2 separate regions of the Homo sapiens genome follow, and region 2 is linked to region 1. Evidence: chromatin contacts called from ENCODE Hi-C or POLR2A ChIA-PET data. All regions are on one chromosome and are shown on one strand. The core of a region is the stretch at or near the end of the contact, and the rest is flanking DNA. Distances in the headings are between cores, read along the strand shown. Region 1 holds the start of ELN-AS1 (ELN antisense RNA 1). Region 2 has its middle 40 kb from the start of EIF4H.

Region 1 (5,560 bases), core at 791-3,290:
GGGCAACAGCCAGGGAGGAGGCCGCTGCTTGGATCTGGGCCCCTTCCTCTGGGACTAGGCTCAGCTCCCTGGGCAGGACACCTCCTTAGGGGCATGCTCCCTGCCTGCTGTCGCCACCACTGCCCTCTGTCTGCAGGAGCTGCAGCTGGGCTTGGTGCTGGCATCCCTGGACTTGGAGTTGGTGTCGGCGTCCCTGGACTTGGAGTTGGTGCTGGTGTTCCTGGACTTGGAGTTGGTGCTGGTGTTCCTGGCTTCGGGGCAGGTGCAGATGAGGGAGTTAGGCGGAGCCTGTCCCCTGAGCTCAGGGAAGGAGATCCCTCCTCCTCTCAGCACCTCCCCAGCACCCCCTCATCACCCAGGGGTGCATAGTAAAATCCTTGTTAGGTTCTCCTAAGCATCTGGGGGTAACAGATAGCGGGAGGAGGGCAGACCAGGCCAAGGGACCCCAGGCTGCCCAATTGCAGAGTATCTGCCTCCTCAGTAGAGGGGTGGCAGGGCTCCAGACTGAGAAAAAGCCTGCCCTCCAACCAGGGAAGGAGCAGGTAGATCAGCCTGGCTCCCCTTCAGCAGTGCTCTGTGGCCAGGGGACCACTAGGAACTCCAGTTCTTCACCAGCTGGTGACTGAGCCCCACTCTGTGCCCAGCCTCAGGCAGTCCATGCTAGGCCTGGGGAGAGAAGGAAGGGGCAGACGGAAGGTGGAGGCACTGTTCAGCCCTAAAGCTCTGTGCCTGTACAGCTTCAGGGCTTTGAGGAAGCAATAGAGGCCAAGGAAGTCAGGGAGGGCTCTCTAGAGGAGGCGGCAGAACTCCCAGGCACAGAGCTCGGCTCCTGACCACTCCCCAACTTTTCTTTCTCCCCAGTACCTGGAGCCCTGGCTGCCGCTAAAGCAGCCAAATATGGTGAGTGCACCCCACAACCACTTGTGGCTCCCTTGCCACCACACCATCCCTGACAGCACAGGACTGGGGTGGTCACAATAGAAAAAGGCAGTTTCGGCCGGGCGTGGTGGCTCACACCTGTAATCCCAGCACTTTGGGAGGCCGAGGCAGGCAGATCACCTGAGGTCAGGAGTTCCAGACCAGCCTGAACAATATGGTTAAACCCCATCTCTACTAAAAATTCAAAAATTAGCCAGGCGTGGTGGCGGGCACCTGTAATCCCAGCACTTTGGGAGGCCGAGGTGGGCAGATCAACTGAGGTCGGGGGTTCCAGACCAGCCTGACCAATATGGTGAAACCCCATCTCTACTAAAAACACAAAAATTAGCCAGGTGTGGTGGCGGGCACCTGTAATCCCAGCTACTCGGGAGGCTGAGGCAGGAGAATCGCTTGAACCCAGGAGATGGAGGTTGCAGTGAGCCGAGATCACGCCACTGCACTCCGGCCTGGACGACAGAGCGAGACTGTATCTCAAAAAAAGAAAAGAAAAGAAAAAGAAAAAGGCAGTTTCTAGGACACGTTTATGACAGTTTAAAAACCTGGCCCCTGCCCACTAAATGCTTATGGTGCCTTCAACCCCTGTGACCACCAAAAACACCCTTGAAATCCCAGTTGCCCCCCAGGAGGCAATTCCACCATCCCTAAGCTTGCCCTGACCCTGACAGTTACATGGTCCCTGTGTCCAGGAAGGGACTGGGCCTGCTGTGGGTATGAGGAGTCTGGGCAGTCTCTGCCTCCACCCCAGCTCTCTGGCCCGAGCAAAGGAGCTGGTATTCCTCATCTGGGCACCCCGGGCCCCCGCCCGCCTTCCTGTCCTGCCAGCAGGACCGCTCCCACCACGAGCCAGCCCAGAGGACGTGGCAGTCCCACAGCCTCTGCACTTGGCGCTCTGGCAGCCCTGCCTGGCCAGACCCACGCTGTCTGTAGCCCCTGAATTCCTGGCCTCCTGTGAGCAGCGTTGGTGGGAGGTGGAAGACTCCCCCAGGGATCCACCAACCAGCCGGGCAGGTCCACTTGGGGCCAGTTTCTACCTCGGAAAATCCTGGCTTCCTCAGCGCCGACCCCCAGCAGCCCTGGCCTCCTCCCCTGCTCACTGCTGACTGCTTGGCAGGCCTGAGTCAACAGACATTGCCAGGGAAACAGAGTGACGTCATGTGGTGGAGCCGCGAAGGGCGCAGGCTCCCCAGCCACTTCCCGTCCCTGAAGCCCTGAGCACACTGCTTAACCTCTGCTCTGCCTCAGCGTTCTCATCTGCAAAATGGGAATGACAATAGTGCCTACCTTTCCTGCTGCAATGCATAAAAAATGGGCTGCTAAGTGTGAAGCACTCAAAATGTTAAGTGCCTGCTGTAGATACTATTACCGTTGTTTGTTTGTTTGTTTGTTTGTTTTGACAGAGTCTTGCTCTGTCGCCCAGGCTGGAATGCAGTGGTACGATCTTGGCTCCCTGCAGCCTCCATCTCCCGGGTTCAAGTGATTCTCCTGCCTCAGCCTTCCAAGTAGCTGGGATTACAGGCGCCCGCCACCACGCCTGGCTAATTTTTGTATTTTTCGTAGAAACAGGGTTTCACCGTGTTGGCCAGGCTGGTCTCAAACTCCTGACCTCAGGTGATCCACTAGCCTCAGCCTCCCAAAGTGCTGGGATTACAGGTGTGAGCCACCGCACCCGGCTTACAAAAGAACTTTTAAGGCCAGGCACAGTGGTTCACACCTTCGGGAGGCTAAGGCAGGAGGATCGCATGAGCCCAGGAGTTGGAGGCTGCAGTGAACTATGATTGTACCACTGCACTCCAGCCGGGGTGACAGAGCAAAACCCCATCTCAAAATGAAACAAAATATGGACTGGACTTCCTGTCCACTGCTCCTCCACAGTGTCACATGGCCCCTGCCACCTGTCTGCTTGCCTTGTGTCCCTGGGGCAGGGAGACCCATCGTTCAGAAATGGAACACTCATTTTCCCTCCTCTCCCCGCAGGAGCAGCAGTGCCTGGGGTCCTTGGAGGGCTCGGGGCTCTCGGTGGAGTAGGCATCCCAGGCGGTGTGGTGGGTGAGTTGAAACCCCAGGAGGGGCAGGGTGGGGAGGGAATCTAACCAGTACAGAGTGCCTCCCTGAACTCGGTCTGTGTTCCCAGGAGCCGGACCCGCCGCCGCCGCTGCCGCAGCCAAAGCTGCTGCCAAAGCCGCCCAGTTTGGTGAGCACTGGGTGGAGGTGGGAGCTGCCGCCAGGCCCCCAGGCCCCCAGGGTGTGGGAGGAGCTTCTGACCAGGCACTGTAGACTCAGAGTCCCTGCCCCAGACACCTCCTGGCTCCACTGTGCCATCGAAGGCCAGGGGAGACCTCAGGCTCCACCTGTGTCCCCAGAGGACACCTCCGCCCTCCACAGGCCGAGGCTTCAGTCCCACCTTTCTGACCAGCGGAGTCTAATGCTCAGCTGTCTCCACAGGCCTAGTGGGAGCCGCTGGGCTCGGAGGACTCGGAGTCGGAGGGCTTGGAGTTCCAGGTGTTGGGGGCCTTGGAGGTGAGAGTTGTTCTGAAATCAGTGAGTGTGTGTGGTGTGTGTATGCGAGACAGAGATGGAGACAGAGACAGAGACAGAGACTTTCGTTCCCACCCCTGGCACGTCTTTGCTCAAGATGTCCTCTTGGCCAGGTGCGGTGGCTCACGCCTGCAATCCCAGCACTCTAGTAGGCCAAGGTGGGCGGATCACTAGAGGTGAGGAGTTTGAGACCAGCCTGGGTGACATGGCGAAACCTCATCTCTACCAAAAATACAAAAATAAGCCGGGCGTGGTGGTGGGCACCTGTATTTCCAGCTACTTGAGAGGCTGAGGCCAGAGGATCGCTTGAGCCCAGGAGGCAGAGGCTGCAGTGAGCTGAGATGGTACCACTGCATTCCAGCTTGGGCAGCAGAGTGAGACCCTGTCATCTAAAAAAAAAAAAGAAAGAAAGAAAAGAAAAGAGGCCAGGCATGGTGGCTCACGCCTGTGATCCCAGCACTTTGGGAGGCTGAGGTGGGCAGATCACGAGGTCAGATCAAGACCATCCTGGCTAACACAGTGAAACCCCGTCTCTACTAAAAATACAAAAAATTAGCTGGGCGTGGTGGCAGACGCCTGTAGTCCCAGCTACTCAGGAGGCTGAGGCAGAAGAATGGCGTGAACCTGGGAGGCGGAGCTTGCAGTGAGCCGAGATCGCGCCACTGCACTCCAGCCTGGGCGACAGAGCGAGACTCCGTCTCAAAAAAAAAATATATATATATATATATATATGTATGTATGTATGTATATAAATTAGCTGGGCATGGTGACACACGCCTGTAATCCCAGCTACTCGGGAGCCTGAGACAGGAGAATCACTTGAACCCAGGAGGCAGAAGTTGCAGTGAGCCAAGATCACGCCGCTGCACTCCAGCCTGAGCAACAGAGCAAGACCTCATCCCAAAACAAAATAAAAACAAGAAATGTGGCAAACGGGAGCTGGGGCTATCCCTTGCCGCCAGGGTCCCAGTCCTCCCCCTCTCCTCTCTCTTTCAACCCACCTGACCACTGCGGTGGGAGTAAATTAGGAGAATGATGGTTATGCCAGTTCTCCAAGAAAGAAATCAAAGCTTGGAGAGAAATTGCTTTCCCTAAGTCTCCACCATGGTGGCCGACCTTGTGTGGCCATTTCCCCCTTTCTTGGGCTGTCATTGTGTCTCCCCCTGTAAACTAGCCTGCACAGCTCTTCCTGTGAGTGCCACAAGACCAGACACACAGTAGGAGCTTAACAATTAAGACTTTTGGGGCCGGGCATGGTGGCTCATGCCTGTAATCCCAACACTTTGGGAGGCTTAGGTAGGTGGATTGCTTGAGGCCAGGAGTTCAAGACCAGCCTGGACAATGTAGCAAGACCCCCCCCCACCACCACCTCTACGAAATATTTAAAAATTAGCTGGGCGTGGTGTGTGCCTGTAGTTTCAGCTACTTGGGAGGCTGAGGCAGGAAGATCACTTGAACCCGGGAGTTCAGGGCTGCAGTGAGCTGTGATCAAGCCACTGCATTCCAGCCTGGGCAACAGAGCAAGAAGCTGGATAGATGAAGGAGAGATGGGGGGATAGACTGGGAGGATGAGTCCATGGGCAGACGGTAAAGGGTGAGTAGGTCAGAAGACAGGGCCTAGCCAGGTGCAGTGGCTCACACCTGTAATGTCAGCACTTTGGGAGGCCGAGGCAGGTGGATCACCTGAGGTCAGGAGTTCGCGACCAGCCTGGCCAACATGGTGAAACCTGTCTCTACTAAAAATACAAAAATTAGCCAGGCGTGGTGGTGGGTGCCTGTAATCCCAGCTGCTCAGGAGGCTGAGGCAGGAGAACCGCTTGAACCCAGGAGATGGAGGTTGCAGTGAGCCGGGATCGCGCCACTGCACTCCAGCCCAGGCGAAGGAGTGAGACTCTGCCTCAAGAAAAAAAAAAAAAAAAAAGACAGGGCCTGACAGGTGGCATTGGCATTCCTGAGCCGTCATGTGCCTCATCTCCCCAGGTATACCTCCAGCTGCAGCCGCTAAAGCAGCTAAATACGGTGAGTTCCCCTCTGATGCCTTCCTGCCAGTGGCCTGCACCCCCTGCCATGCCCATCGCCACCCTCC
Region 2 (5,774 bases), core at 1,297-3,796, 72 kb after region 1:
GACTAGGGCTTATGCTGGTGGATCTCTTTTGTTTAAAGCTCCAAACTCAGCTGGGCTTGGTGCTTCACGCCTGTAATCCCAGCACTTTAGGAGGCCAAGGCAGGTGGATCACCTGAGGTCAGAAGTTCGAGACCAGCCTGGCCAACATAGTGAAACCCCCGTCTGTACTAAAAATACAAAAATTAGACAGGCGTGGTGGCACAGAAAAAAAAAAGTCAATTATCCTATTTGGGGATTTAAATTATACTATTTTTTATTTTTTTGAGACAGAGTTTCACTCTGTCACCCAGTCTGGAGTGCAGTGGTACAATCTTAGCTCACTGCAACCTCCACCTCCTGAGTTCAAGCGATTCTCCTGCCTCAGCCTCCCGAGTAGCTAGGATTACAGGCACCAGCCACCACCTGGCTAATTTTTGTATTTTTTGTAGAGACGGGGTTTCACCATGTTGGCCAGGCTGGTCTCAAACTCCTGGCCTCAAGTGATCTGCCTGCTTCGGCCTCCCAAAGTACTGGGATTACAGGAGTGAGCCACCACACCACCTCGACCAGCCTTTTCCTCTATAAATTTAAAAAAAAAAAAAGGCCAGGTGCGGAGGTTCATGCCCGTAATCCCAGCACTTTGGGACGGATCACTGTAATTCCAGCTACTCAGGAGCCTGAGGCAGGAGGATCACTTGAACCCAGGAGTCGGAGGTTGCAGTGAACCAAGATTGCTCCACTGCACTCCAGCCTGGGCAACAGAGCAAGACTCCAGCTCAAAAACAAAGAAAAAAGAAAAAGGCCAGGTAAGGTGACTTACATCTGTAATCCCAGTACTTTGGGAAGCTGAGGCAGGAGGATTGCTTGAGCCCAGGAGTTCAAGGCTACAGTAAGCTAGTAAGCTATGATTGCACCACTGTGCTGCAGCCTGGGTGACAGAGCCAGACCCTGTCTCATGAAAAAAAAAAAAAAAAAAAAAAAAAAGAAAAGAAAAGAAAGGAAGAAAAGTGCCAAATTGTTTCTCAAAGCAGTTCTAGTGATTTATGGTCTCACTTGCAGTATATCAGATTCTTCGTTGTCCAGATCTTTTTAATTTTTTACAGACTAACAGGTACAATACAGTATCTTACTGTGGTACTAATTTGAGTTTCCCTGATTTCCTCTATAGTTGAGCATCTTTACGTGTTTAGTGGCCACTCATGTTTCTTCAGATCTTCTGCCTGCCTTCCTCCCTCCCTTCCTCCCTCCCTTCCTCCCTTCCTCCTTCCCGCCCTCCCTTCCTTTTTTTTTTTTTTTTTTTTTTTTTTGAGACGGAGTCTTGCTCTGTCGCCCAGGCTGGAGTGCAGTGGCGGGACCTCAGCTCACTACAAGCTCCACCTCCCAAGTTAAATCGATTATCCGGCCTCAGCCTCCTGAGTAGCTGGGACTACAGGCGCCCGCCACCACGCCCAGCTAATTTTTTGTATTTTCAGTAGAGACAGGGTTTCACCGTGTTAGCCAGGATGGTCTCGATCTCCTGACCTCATGATCCGCCCACCTCGGCCTCCCAAAGTGCTGGGATTACAGGCGTGAGCGTGAGCCACCGCGCCCGGCCCCTTCCTTCTTTTTTTTTAAAAAGAGAGACGGGTGCTCCCTTTGGCAGCAGATATACTAAAAAAGAGAGACGGGAAGGCCAGGCACAGTGGCTCACACCTGTAATCCCAGCACTTTGAGAGGCCGAGGCTGGTGGATCACCTGAGGTCAGAAGTTCGAGACCAGCCTGGCCAACATGGTGAAACCCCATCTCTACTAAAAATACAAAATTAGACGGGTGTGGTAGTGCATGCCTGTAATCCCAGCTACTCAGGAGGCTGAGGCAGGAGAATCAATGAACCCGGGAGGCGAAAGTTGCAGAGAGATGAGATTGTGCCATTGCATTCCAGCCTGGGCAACAAGAGCGAAACTACGTCTCAAAAAAAAAAATGCATAAGTTTTGTGAACAAATATTTCATAATTTTCTCTACTGAGGTCTTAGACTTTTTTTTTTTACATTTTACAGAATACTTCATATCTTCTTTGTCTCTCCCCTTTTTTTTTGCAATCACCTTGAAAACATTAAGATTCAGATGGTCCTCTAATTTTCCTGTCTCCTGTTATCCTTTGTGGTGTGTGTGTGTGTGTGTGTGTGTGTGTGTGTGTGTGTGTGTGTGTGTGTTTGAGACAGAGTCTCACTCTGCTGGACAGGCTGCAGTAGAGTGATGGCATCTCGGCTCGCTGCAACCTCCGCCTCCTGGGCTCAAGTGATTCTCCTGCTTCAGCCTCCCGAGTAGCTGGGATTATCGGCATGTGCCACCACCCCTAGCTAATTTTTGTATTTTTAGTAGAGACGGGGTTTCACCATGTTGGCCAGGCTGGTTTCAAACTCTTGACCTCAAGTGATCTGCCCACCTCAGCCTCCCAAACTGCTGGGATTACAGACATGAGCCACTGCGCCCAGCCTGTTATCCTTTGTTTTTGGAAGGAAGCATTTGAAAAAGAGTGACTCTATCTTGAATAGGGGCTGGGTAAGATGAGGCTGAGACCTGCTGGGCTGCATTCCCAGTAGGTGAGACATTCTTATTCACAGGATGAGACAGAAGGTTGGCAGGACTGGTATCACAAGATACGGGTCACAAAGACCCTGCTGATAAAACAGGATGCTGACAGGGCACAGTGGCTCACTCCTGTAATCCCAGCATTCTGGGAGGCTGAGGCGGGCAAATCACTTGATGCCAGGAGATCAAGACCAGCCTGGCCAACATGGTGAAACCCTGTCTCTACCAAAAATACAAAAATTACCCAGACATGGTGGCAGGCACCTGTACTCCCAGCTACTCAGGAGGCTGAGGCAAGAGAATTGCTTGAACTCGGGAGGCAGAAGTTGCAGTGAGCCAGGATCGCACCACTGCACTCCAGACGGGGCAACAGAGCGAGACTCCATCCCAAAAAAAAAAAAAAAAAAGAAAACAAAAACAGGACGCAGTAAAGAAGCCAGCCCCAAAACCCACCAACAGTGATGAAACTGACCTCTGGTCATCCTCACTGCTCATTATACACTAATTATAATACATTACCATGCTAAAAGACACTCCCACCAGGACTATGACAGTTTACAAGTGCCACGGCAACACCCGGAAGTTACCCTATATGGTCTAAAAGAAGGAAGAACCCTCAGTTCTGGGAAATCCCTGCCCTTTCCTGGAAAACTCATGAATAACCCATACTTCGTTTAGCATAGAATGAAGAAATAACTGTAAGTATACTCAGTCAAGCAGCCCATGCCACTGCTCTGCCTATGGAGGAGTCACTCTTTATTCCTTTCCTATTCTTTTTTTTTTTTTCTTTTTCGAGACAGAGTCCCGCTCTGTTGCCCAGGCTGGAGTGCAGTGGCACAATCTTGACTCACTGCAACCTCTGCCTCCCAGGTTCAAGCAATTCTCCTGCCTCAGCCTTCCGAGTAGCTGGAATTACAGGTATGCACCACCACACCCAGCTAATTTTTGTATTTTTAATAGAGATGGAGTTTCACCAGGTTGGCCAGGCTGGTCTCGAACTCCTGACCTCAGGTGATCCACCTGCCTCAGCCTCCCAAAGTGCTGGAATTACAGACGTGAGCCACTGCGCCCGGCTATTCCTTTATTTTCCTGATAAGCTTGCTTTCAGGTCGGGTGTGATGGTTCACATGTGTAATCCCAGCACTTTGGGAGGCCTAAGTGGCAGGACTGCTTGAGCCCAGAAATTCAAGACCAACCAGCGCAACATAGTGAGACCATATTTCTATTAAAAAAAAAACAAAAACAAAAAAAACTTGGCCAACATGACGAAAACCTGCCTCTACTAAAAAAATACAAAAATTAGCCAGGAATGGTAACACATGCCTGTAATCCCAGCTACTCAGGAGGCTGAGGCAGGACAGTCACTTGAACCTGGGAGGCAGAGCTTGCAATGAGCTGAGATCAAGCCACTGCACTCGAGCCTGGGTGACAGAGCGAGACTCTGTCTAAAAAAAAAATACAAAATAAAAAAAAGAACTTATTTATGTAACCAAATACCACCTGTTCACCTGTTCCCCAAAAACCTGTTGAAACAAAAATAAATAAATAAATATAAAGAAATAATTTTTATTTATTTATTTTATTATATTTTGAGATGGAGTCCCGCTCTGTCGCCCAGGCTGGAGTGCAATGGCGCGATCTTGGCTCACTGCAAGCTCCGCCTCCCGGGTTCACACTATTCTCCTGCCTCAGCCTCCCGAGCAGCTGGGACTACAGGCGCCCGCCACCACGCCCGGCTAATTTTTTGTATTTTTAGTGGAGACAAGGTTTCACCGTGTTAACCATGATAGTTTCCATCTCCTGACCTCGTGATCCGCCCACCTTGGCCTCCCAAAGTGCTGGGATTACAGGCGTGAGCCACTGCACCCGGCCCCAAGAAATAATTTTTTTAAAAGCTGGGGTTTCCAAAAACCCTCTCCTGGAGTTAGATAATTTTCTAGAATGGCTCACAGAGCTCAGGGAAATACTTTACTTATGTTAAGTAATTTTTTTTTTATTTTTTATTTTTTGAGACTCACTCTGTCGCCAGGCTGGAGTACAGTGGCGCAATCCCAGCTCACTGCAACCTCCACTTCCTGGGATCAAGCGATTCTCCTGCCTCAGCCTCCTGAGTAGCTGGGACTACAGGCGCAGGCCACCACGTCCAGCTAATTTTTGTATTTTTAGTAGAGACAGGGTTTCACCGTGTTGGCCAGGATGGTCTCGATCTCTTGACCTTGTGATCACTCGCCTCAGCCTCTCAAAGTGCTGGGACTGATTACAGGCATGAGCCACTGCACCCGCTGCAACTAGTTTATTATATTCAAATTTTTTTACTTAAATTTTTTTTTTTTTTTTTTTTTGAGACGGAGTCTCGCTCCGTCCCCCAGGCTGGAGTACAGTGATACAATCTCGGCTCACTGCAACCTCCGCCTCCAAGGTTCATGCCATTCTCCTGCCTCACCCTCCCGAGTGGCTGGGACTGCAGGCGCGTGCCACCACGCCCGGCTAATTTTTTGTATTTTCAGTAGAGACGGAGTTTCACTGTGTTAGCCAGGATGGTCTCAATCTCCCAATTCCATGATCCGCCCACCTGGGCCTCCCAAAGTGCTGGGATTACAGGCATGAGCCACCACACCTGGCCTTTTTTACTTAATTTTTAAAATAGGGATGGAATCTTGCTATCTTGCCCAGGCTGGTCTTGAATTCCTGGGCTCAAGTGATTCTCTCACCTCAGCCTCACCCTCTGTAGTAGCTCGAACTACAGGTGCACACCACCACATGCAGCTAAGTTTTTAATTTTCCTTTTTTTTTTTTTTTGAGACGAAGTTTCACTCTTGTCGCCCAGGCTGGAGTGCAATGGCGTGGTCTCAGCTCACTGCAATCTCTGCCTCCTGGGTTCAAGCGATTCTCCTGCCTCAGCCTCCCGAGTAGCTGGGACTACAGGCACCTGCCACCACGCCTGGTTAATTTTGTATTTTAGTAGAGACAGGGTTTCACCATGTTGGTCAGGCTGGTCTTCAGCTCCTGACCTCAGGTGATCCACCCGCCTTGGCCTCCCAAAGTGCTGGAATTACAGGTGTGAGCCACCACACCCAGCCTTTAATTTTATTTTCTATAGAGAGGAGTCCCATAATATTACCCAAGCTGGTCTCAAACTCTTGGCCTCAATAAATCCTCCCACCTCAGCCTCCTGAGTAGCTAGGACTACAGGAGTGCACCACCATGCCCAGCTAATGTTTT

Evidence for each region. A loop is a pair of places that touch in the nucleus more often than their neighbours do. ChIA-PET counts read pairs that join two places held with the same protein, here RNA polymerase II (POLR2A). Pooled maps may share reads with other maps.
Region 2: a map with no recorded cell type shows a loop between it and region 1 (2.1-fold over the local background). The contact joins the enhancer-like site here to the promoter of ELN-AS1 in region 1. A Hi-C loop is called at or near these places in 3 of 168 maps with a recorded cell type or tissue (CD4-positive, alpha-beta T cell, CD8-positive, alpha-beta T cell and GM12878), 1 of 37 single-sample maps with no recorded cell type and 5 of 50 pooled maps. POLR2A ChIA-PET finds 5 or more read pairs at or near these places in 8 of 52 experiments (AG04450, Caco-2, HCT116 and 4 more).

The regions. Positions count from the first base shown.
Region 1 is chr7:74,060,240-74,065,799 of GRCh38, forward strand. It overlaps ELN-AS1 (ELN antisense RNA 1), which reads right to left and starts at 2,041. Exons shown (of 2, transcript NR_183555.1): 1 at 1,971-2,041. It overlaps ELN (elastin), which reads left to right. Exons shown (of 33, transcript NM_000501.4): 25 at 137-262; 26 at 862-900; 27 at 2,914-2,985; 28 at 3,071-3,130; 29 at 3,382-3,456; 30 at 5,455-5,493. RefSeq lists enhancers at 1,375-1,875, 1,876-2,376, 1,920-2,214 and a silencer at 2,017-2,209.
Region 2 is chr7:74,131,290-74,137,063 of GRCh38, forward strand. No RefSeq gene overlaps it. Among named protein-coding and RNA genes, the nearest start is that of EIF4H, 40 kb to the right of the region's middle. RefSeq lists an enhancer at 1,774-2,561. Within about 2 kb of position 2,547, at least 3 of the 41 ENCODE cell types and tissues checked have a DNase peak (open chromatin) inside an H3K27ac peak, as active enhancers do; they include HCT116, where a contact is called at or near this core.